Regions from separate parts of the Mus musculus genome. Here region 2 is linked to region 1. A link is a loop called in an ENCODE intact Hi-C map of the cell type or tissue named here. Cell type or tissue: gastrocnemius. All regions are shown on one strand. Links, peaks and the distances in the headings refer to the core of each region. The heading gives the core; the rest is flanking DNA. Region 1 overlaps Pknox2 (Pbx/knotted 1 homeobox 2). Region 2 overlaps Pknox2 (Pbx/knotted 1 homeobox 2).

The links. Peaks named below come from ENCODE experiments on the same cell type or tissue, not always from the same donor. Only the 100,000 strongest peaks of a DNase experiment are listed, where the experiment ranks them.
Region 2: a loop joins it to region 1, with 2.6 times the contacts of the local background. A loop is called at or near these places in 4 of 42 quality-filtered maps.

The regions. Positions count from the first base shown.
Region 1 is chr9:36,892,959-36,897,351 of GRCm38, forward strand. Pknox2 (Pbx/knotted 1 homeobox 2) reads right to left here. Exons shown (of 13, transcript NM_001029838.2): 11 at 2,353-2,429; 12 at 1,362-1,540; 13 at 1-99. Among named protein-coding and RNA genes, the nearest start is that of Fez1, 62 kb to the left of the region's middle. In gastrocnemius, for the core only: a CTCF peak has its summit at 2,163 (motif pointing right); DNase peaks (open chromatin) are centred at 1,461 and 2,216; H3K27ac peaks cover 3,691 bases.
Region 2 is chr9:36,943,110-36,947,502 of GRCm38, forward strand. The region is part of intron 5 of Pknox2 (Pbx/knotted 1 homeobox 2); the gene reads right to left. Among named protein-coding and RNA genes, the nearest start is that of Gm34652, 29 kb to the right of the region's middle. In gastrocnemius, for the core only: no CTCF peak of the experiment used is centred there; a DNase peak (open chromatin) is centred at 1,951; H3K4me3 peaks cover 491 bases; H3K27ac peaks cover 3,892 bases.

The sequences.
Region 1 (4,393 bases), core at 122-4,121:
CATCCAATGAATCATCATGTGCAGCCATCATTGCCTGCTGCATGGCCATGGTGGCATTGTCTGAGGACAGGGACTGCAGGTTGTCCAAGTTGATGGAACCTGCATGGGAGAGGACAAAGGTTAGGATGAGGCAAGGACTGTGGCTTGGGCCCAGCAACCTTAGTGATGGACAGGGTGGATGGGCTGGCTTGTGGGATGGTGGGGCCCTTGTCACCAAAAAAGGTGTAAGAGCACCAAACCCTGAGTGAGACAATCCACCGGCATGAAGCTTTCTATCCCTCCATTGCTTAACTTCTGCACCATTCCAGGCAGCAACACTCCAGGCTACTACATATTCAGCATTCTCTATATAAGTATAGAAAGCACTTTTTAATTAATTAATTAGTTAAAATTTCCAACTACTTTGTAAAGCAGGAACTCTGAAAGGAATTCTGAAGTGGAGGAAACTGAGTCTTGTCTTCATCTTCATCTTCTGCTAAGTCTTGGGTTCCAGATACTGTGTCACCACTGCTAGCACTGGGATTTTCTGCAGACTTGTCCAGCACCACCTCTATTTATTCCTAATCTACCTCAACAGATGGCAACACGTCACAGAGGAACCTGTGTACAGCCATAGGCATGCAGATATGCATGTGCACGGGTGTCTCCACCCTAGTGCCCACACAGCGATCTTCAGGGGCCAACCTCAGAAATGTCTCGCTGATTAAATTATCCATTGTTTACCATGAAACCAGCACGTTGGAGAGCAAGTATGGAGGGTGTGATAGAGAATCTGGAAGAACAAAGCTTCCCTTGGCCTCTGTTCACAAGCCAGCTGCCTGCCTTGGTATTTATAGATGGCCTTGCCCTTGGAGAGCTAAGTAGATAGTGTCTGTGCTCAGAAACTTGGGAGTATGAGGAGCAAGGAGAAAAGGGCTCTTGCTGAGCAACCACTGACTCCAAGGACCACCCTCTCCCATTCCATTGTGAGCTTGCTTTAAGTTTGTTAAAACTTACATGAGAGATGAGCGTTGTGGCTCATACTTGGAAACCTAGCACTAAGAGAGCAGAAGCATAAGGATCAGAATACAAGAATAGCCTTGGCCATATGAGGCCAGACCACATGAGATCCTGCCTCAAACAAAACAAATCACAGATAATAGCAATAACAAAAACAAACCAAAAATGTGCACAGAACATCCCTTCTTAGTAAGCTCTCTCTCTCTAAAAACAAAACAGAACAAAACACAACAAAACAACCTGGTACAAGCACTGTGGAAAGTAATGACAGGACCCTGGGGAAGGAGACATTCACCCTTGAATCTTTGCTTTTCGGGAGCCCCACCAACCCCAACCGAGGGCATCCTTAGGCCTGGTCTTACCATCAGGGTTCGTCCCTGGGGTGCCACCCTGCTGTTGCAGAACCCCAGCAGCAATGGAATTGGGCCAGAATCTTTGGGTGGGCCGGTGCTGAGACTTGATTTTCTTGGCTTTGGGAGCAGGATCTGGGTTGCTGGCATCAAGCATGGGCTGCAGGATGCGCCTCCTGGCATTGATGAACCTGCCCAGGGGTGATGGGGAAGACCTGGTTAGACACCATCTGGGCCGCATGGATAGTGTTGGGGTGAGCAAATGTGACATTTAAGCTGCTCCCCGCAAATGTCTGTAGGCAGGGGTACTAGTCTACAGGTAAGAAATCCTATGCCCGAGGAGTTTGTGAATTACCCAAGGTTTGGTGATCAAAGACTCTGGGAAGAATGCATGAGGAGCTGTCAGAAATCCTTACTCAAGATCCACCAGAACTGAACAGAGAAGGGAAGGGCTGTGGACACAGTCACCAACTTTTGGACTTATAACAGGGGCCTAGCTTTAGGGTCTAGTACCTTCCGTCCATCCTGACCAGAAGCAGACAAGGACACCCTACATCCCTGCCAGTTCAGGAAGGCATCTCTCCCTCCTCATTCCTAGCTTACTTTGTAAAATGTTTTGGTTTCAGCATACATGGAGTTGGGTAGACCAGATAACCACTGCTGGATTGGATGTGCCTTTGGTATCTGATGTAAGACCCTCTGGTCTGTCTCTGCTAGGCTGGTGAACCCAGATTCTCTAGCAGTGGTATTGTTTTGTTTTGTTTTTCCCCCTAAACTCATTAGGTTTCCATGGATGTACTTGACCCAATTTCCCAGCAGAGGGTGCTGTGAAGCTGCAGTTGAAGGCCAGGCCAGGCTGACTCCAGCTCCTTGTATCTGGCCTGGCAGTGGAGCTGAGGCTGAGGCAGGTCTGGGCACTCTCTCTCCTCTCCCTGCTCAGAGTTCCCTAGCCAAGCATGTGCTCCTGGATCTGAGAGCCTGTGGGCAGGTGATGCCAACTCACCAGTTGTTTACTTGCAGAAGGGTGAGGTTTGTCTGCGCGGCAATCTGCCTCTTCTCATCTTCAGTGGGATAGGGGTGCTGAAAGGAGAGAATGGCTAATGAGGAATTGTGGGCATATGGAGGCTAGATTGTCCTGGTGTTCATACCCAGCACATGGACACAGCTCAGGAATGGGGAGCCGGAACCGGAAAAGGGCAATGTTTGCTCTTGAGGACAATGCATCTGGAGTGTACACAAGAAGCTCCCACGTGCCTTCGACTCCCCCAGCACAGTGCCACACAATGGGGACCAGGGCGGTTTTTACAGTCAGTTCAGTATTGATCGCAAGGCACTTTCCCCTGACTCTCACTTGATTCCCCAGAAAGGCAGGCATTCTCAGAGCTAGGATCAACAATGGTCTTGAAAGCCCCCAAAAGGCAGTACATGGGGAAGGGGCATGAATTAATACAATCTAAATTACTTGTTATTTATATCTACTATGTATCCAGATTTTTCCTAAGAATTTGGAGAGACCAGATATATACAGTGGTACACTACTGCCATAGGACCTTTTAATCCTTTGCAACGCTTCCATACATTTAACTTCATTTAATCAAACATATTAACATTGTGAGGTGGGCCAGGCAGTAGTGACACACACTTTTAACTCCAGCACTGGTCTATAGAGTGAGTTATAGGACAGTCACTCAGATGGTCCTACCACCTCGGTTCTTCAGACTATGGCTCTGCGTTCCCTTGCGGAGGGCTGAGTGGTACAGATATCTCCTACGGTCTTGCATACTCTGGTCTGGCCTTGATTACACATTTATTCCCTCTCTTGAACCGCACTTCATGAGGACACAGTGCACATTTAAGAATGTGTCTGCACCATCTTTACACATAAATGACCACTGATAGAGGAAAACAAAGGCAAAATTGGAGATGCTGAAGTTTCGGCGCTGAGCACCGTAGAAATGTATGGAAAGGGAATATGAAGTGGCCAGAGCCACAGGAAGATGGCTGAACTGAGTGACATTAAAGAAAGGAAAAGTCTGATTGGGTGTGGTGGCTCATGCTTATAATCACAACACTTCAGAGGTGAAAGCAGAGTGATCAGCCTGGCCTACAAGAGACTCTCAAAACAATATCCTCCCCCCGCCCCACCACAAAAAAAAAAAATCACAAAAATAAAACAAACAAAAAACCTACCTGGAATCAGAAACAAAAGAAAGGGAGAACCTAAGGAGGAGGGTCTGGAGGCCACTGAGTGTGGAGCCAGACAACACTGAGTTAATGTAATTCTGGGGCTTTCTGAGGCTCTGGCACAAGTGCCTCACAGGCAGTAGGCATTGGGAGAGTCTAAAGAGACTATGGATTAATCCTAGAAACAGAGAAGGAGACCTGGAGGTCTTGGGCATAGAGCGCCAAGCCATCCAGCATTCTCAGACCAGGATCTTTCTTTCTGCTCCTGTTGCTAGTAGACAAGAAATGCTTGGACTCTTTAAAGTCCCAGAGATTGGGGCTCCCAAACTAGCTCTATTGTGAGACCTCAGGCATGGCATTTAACAAGACGTTATTAAGTTATGTGATGATTAAATACTTGCAAAGAGTTTGTACGGTGAGGATGGGGTGACTTGGGCAAGATGTTTAAAGCTCACAGAGGGAGCAGTTGGAGTATTGCAGCCTTTGAAGTGCTGGCGTTAGCAGTGACAAAGGAAAGCAGCCTCTTCAGCTGGCCTCCATGTCCCTTGACTAAAGCAATCAGGATCATGTGTTGTTTTAATTCACACCTCTGACCCTGACCACCACACCAGGGCATCTGATGCTGTGATTCATGCAATATTAAGAGTCTAACAAGAAGGAATGAACACCAGAGTTACCAGAGCCAATTTCATGCTAATTGGAAGAAGGCCACAAGGGGAAATGTCAGGCCGTGTAAGGGTGAACAGGCAGGGATCCTGGTGATATTCCCATCCTACTTCACAAGGGTCACAGGAAGGAGCTAAGCCTTCCTATCTATGGCTGCCAGAATCTTTCCCTGTTATCTATGGAGGATTGGTTCA
Region 2 (4,393 bases), core at 281-4,280, 50 kb after region 1:
CTTACCCTTACTGACACACATGGTTGCCAGAGGCACGCACATGGTGTGCCGTCCGGGAAACTCTACCAGGGGGTGGCATTGTGATACTTTATTGCTAGTATCCCAGGCCAGAGATCATTGGGATCACAGAGACGATATCCCAGAAGGCACTGCTCCAGGCTTTGACTCTTCACTGGGCTCCAGTGACTTCTTGCACCTAAGCTCCCTGTTCCTGCACTCCTCCTAGCGCTTCTAATGATTGGCAGAACCCAACTCCACACACTGTCTCTCCTGTGAAAGCACTCGATGAATTTCTCTATCGATTGTCTAGCTCCTTCATAGTCGTCACAGTAGGAAGCAGGGGAAGTTGGAACAAATACAGACTTTGGAGACAGTGGTATGATATTTGGGCAGGTTATAGAATGTCTTGAGCCTTGGTTTCTACTTTTATATAGCAGAGATAATTCCTCCTATACAGAGTGAATTGAAGAAAGTCTTTGACACCCAGTAAACTATCAATTAATACTCATTTATATCTCCCATCCCCTGAAGGTATATAGACTCCTTTATGCAAAGCAACAATGAAACCATCCACTTCCATACATTTGTCTCCCCTGTCTGCTGACTCATTTGGCTGGAAAATGAGCCTATGTACTAATTTCAATAGAGACTCAGAAAGAGAGGGGAGAGAGATGCCTTGTTATTTTCAGAATGCAAAACCAACTTCCTTCCTTCCTTTCTTCCTTCCTTCCTTCCTTCCTTCCTTCCTTCCTTCCTTCCTTCCTTCCTTTTCTTCCTTCCTCCCTCTTTTGAATGCACACATGGAGGACAGAGATGGACTTCCTCTGTTTTTGACACACAGTCTTTTGCTGAGCTTAGCACTCACTGTTTCAGCTAGGATGGCTGGCCAGCAAGCTCAGAGACCTGCCAGTCACTGTACCCTCGCCCAGTGCTGGTGTTACAGTCACGCACGGACACACCAACTTTCACATGGGTTCTGAGCAGCTGAACTCAGGTTCTCGGGCTTGAGCGTCAGACACTTTACCCCACTGTGCCATCTCTCCAGCCCAACATCATGCTCTCAATGTCCAATGGCTCCTTTCTAGTTTTGTGAGGGAAAACTATAAGCAAGTCACATGACACAGGGACACAGTGTTTTCTGCTGTCCCTCTGATTGCCGTTTCAATAGCTTCTTGGCCATGCTGTCTGCTCTCTATGTCACTTCTGAGTCACTGAGACAAGGTTTTGTTATGAGTCCCAGGCTAACTTTGAACTTATGATGTAGCTCAGGCCTCAAACTCTAGTATATTCACGTCTTAGTCCCCTGAATGCTGGGGTTAAAGTCATGAGCCACCAGGCCCAGCCAACGCTCCTTAATAATAATAATAATAGTTATTATTATTATTATTATTACCATCAATAAAAATTCCTTATTTCCCTATGACATTGAATTCTTCCTACTAATCACAGCTGTTGTACACAGAACCATCTCCCTTACAACATACTAAACAACTGCTGTCTGTGACCTGATAACTTTCTAAATTCCCAGTGAATGTAGAAACCGAGAGGAGTACTAGCAGGGGATCAATAAAGCTCTGACCACTGATGAATGGGAAGGCTCAAATGAGGCAAGCCATGTAACTACAGCAATGAGGTTTCTGAGGCAAGAGCCTGAAGTTCTTTCTGGCTTAGAATCTGTCGTTACTGGGCAAGCTAGAGTCAGATTTAGCTATCCGACAGCTTGTGGACATGGTTGCTGTAAAAGGACCCGCTTCTGCTGCAGTATGTGGGTGGGTGGGGTGGAAGGTCTTGGGGTGGGGTGTGAAAAAAGGTGCGTGTTCAGCCTCTCCTTCTCCCCACTTCAACAGCACCAGATGGAGAGAGCGGAGCAGGGTGGGGAGAAGAGCCAGAAGCCCCTGGTTGGATGTATTTTTACTTCAGGTGTGACGCTGAAAGCAAGCAGGATTATTTTTAGTCTTGCCCAGTGGGCGGTATGCTCGCCTGGGTTGCCTTGGAGAGGACTTTTTCTTGTTACTAAATCGGAGCTGCATCTGTTAGGGTTCCTGGGCTGCAACCTAACTCTCTTCCTCCAGGTGGGTGGGACAGTGAGTGTGGGACCCAGGCATGTCAGAGTCTTCTCTGTATCCCTCTGTCTATATGCACATTTGTGTACATGCACGCACACACACACACACACACACACACACACACACATACACGCACACACAGAGAAAGAGAGAAAGAGAGAGACAGGAAGACAGACAGAGACAGACAGAGAAAGAGAAACAGAAAGAGAGAGAGACAAAGAGAAAGAGAGAGAGACAGAGAGAGAGCCTGGCACATCAAAAAACAAAATCAATATGTAATCTCAACAATGTGGATGCTAAGTCTAGTCTACAAGAGCAAAAATCTAAAAACCTCTCCCATGAGACTCCTGCCCAGCCCCATGGTGAAAAGCAGTGGTAACAAGCACAGGAAAGAACCAGCTTTCCCTGAAATTAGGCAGCTAAGGAGAGGCAGAGGCAGTCCAAGCTTTTATCCTGGTCACCTGAAATCCAGCCAGTTCACAAACAGGTCACACTGCAGCAGATTACCGGGTTAGGGGAGGAGAAGGGGTCTCCATCCACTTTGCCTTGGTCACTGGCAGGGACTGAACCTCACCCACACGTATTTGGTGGCACTTGTTGGGTTATAAGACGCTCTTATAAAATACTTACTGCAATCTACCCTGTGCACTTAACACACCCAATTCGACTAAATAGCAACCTGATATGCTGGTTGAATGATTTTACCAAACAAACAAATGATTTGAAACGTAAACTTGGATGTCTAAACTCCGAATAATGAACTCTTCCATCTCTCCCATGTGGAATTTTGGATTTTTTTTTTACATTCATTTATTTAGGTGTGTGGGTGGGTGGGTGCACATGGGGAGGTAAAAGGACAGCTTGGAGGTTTTGTTCTCTCTTTCTACCATGTGGGTTCTGGAGATCAAACTCAAGTCATCAGGCTTGGCAGCAAGCCCCTTTACCTGCAGAGCGATCTCACTGGCTAATTTGAATCACTTTGTCCCCCTCTTTCTGTCACAGTCCTCGAGTCTTGGGGTCAAAAGCCAAGCTACCCCGAGTATCCTAAATCATCAAGACTTTTGCCAAGACAGGAAATCTTTGTTTTATCAGATAGGCGTCTAGAAGTACATCTGCTAACAACATTTCTGTGTGGGAACAAGGGTTCATCCACATTGTTGAGATATCATGTTGATGTTGTTTTTTGATGTGCCAGGCACACTCTCTCTTTTTCTCTCTCCATTTCTCTTTGGATGTCTACTCTATAGGGTAGAAAACCCTTTCCAAAGAGGGTCAGTGATTTTGCCCAGTGATAGAGTTAGAAGCCCAAAGCCTTAGTCTATGTTCTTTCCACATGACTATGAAAATGAACCAATGTCTAAGAAATGCAGAGTGCTGCTAGTTAATGGAGGAGTGGGTTGGGTTGGCTGACTGGTAAGAAGCCTTTGGAGACAGAAGTCCTAAAGCCCCAGGATGCTCTTCTCCCACTCCACTCACCTCATCTGCACTACTAGGGAGACCCAGTACTGACGACTTTGTAAGGAGGGACAATGGAGTATGCATCTCAGTTGTAGACTCTTGTCATTGAGGTCTCCGTGTACCAAGCAGTGCATAACCTTGTGAGGATACGTTTTTGGGCTTCTAGATTCCTGGATCTCTTATCAGTAAGTTATGACCAGGTGGGGTGTGAACACAGTCTCTGGACAATGCAGCTCTACCTAGACTAGGACTGATTGGTGGAAACACAGCATTTGCCACCTCTGGGCATACATACTGCTCTAGAACAAGGTAGCTGCAATCCCCTGGCCTTCCAATAACCTGTGGAAAAGCTAAGCTTGAGCCGAGAGCCTTCAGATGCCAGTGGCAAGGGGATAGAGTGTGCTCTCCTTGGAACTAGAGAAACAAGAGTATGATATCACTTCTCAGATAATGGCCCCAGTAGGCTGGAACCCTTGGTGGCGGCCGTTAGCTAAGATGTTACTTCCCATGCCAGCAGATCCAGCTGCTCCCGAGAGCATGCAATGGTCACTAAAGTTTCTAGTTCACAAAGCCTTGCCAAGGACACAGCCTGGAACATCTGTTCCCTGTATCTAATACTTCAGAAGCCTTGGCCCAGAGCTCTGGTCCCAATTCTTCCTTGGAATGTCTCCATCTCTCTCATGCTATCCTCAGGCCACCTTACCCAACACATTCCGTAAGTGACCAAGTATAGTGCCAGTGAAGACAAAGAGTAAAGCCCTAGGGTCACTTACTTGTAGCCAGAACACTCTTTGGTCACAGGGTGGACAAATTCCCTCAGTGACGCATAGTTAGGAAGTGGCAGTTCCCAGGGTGCTGGCCAGGAAGCT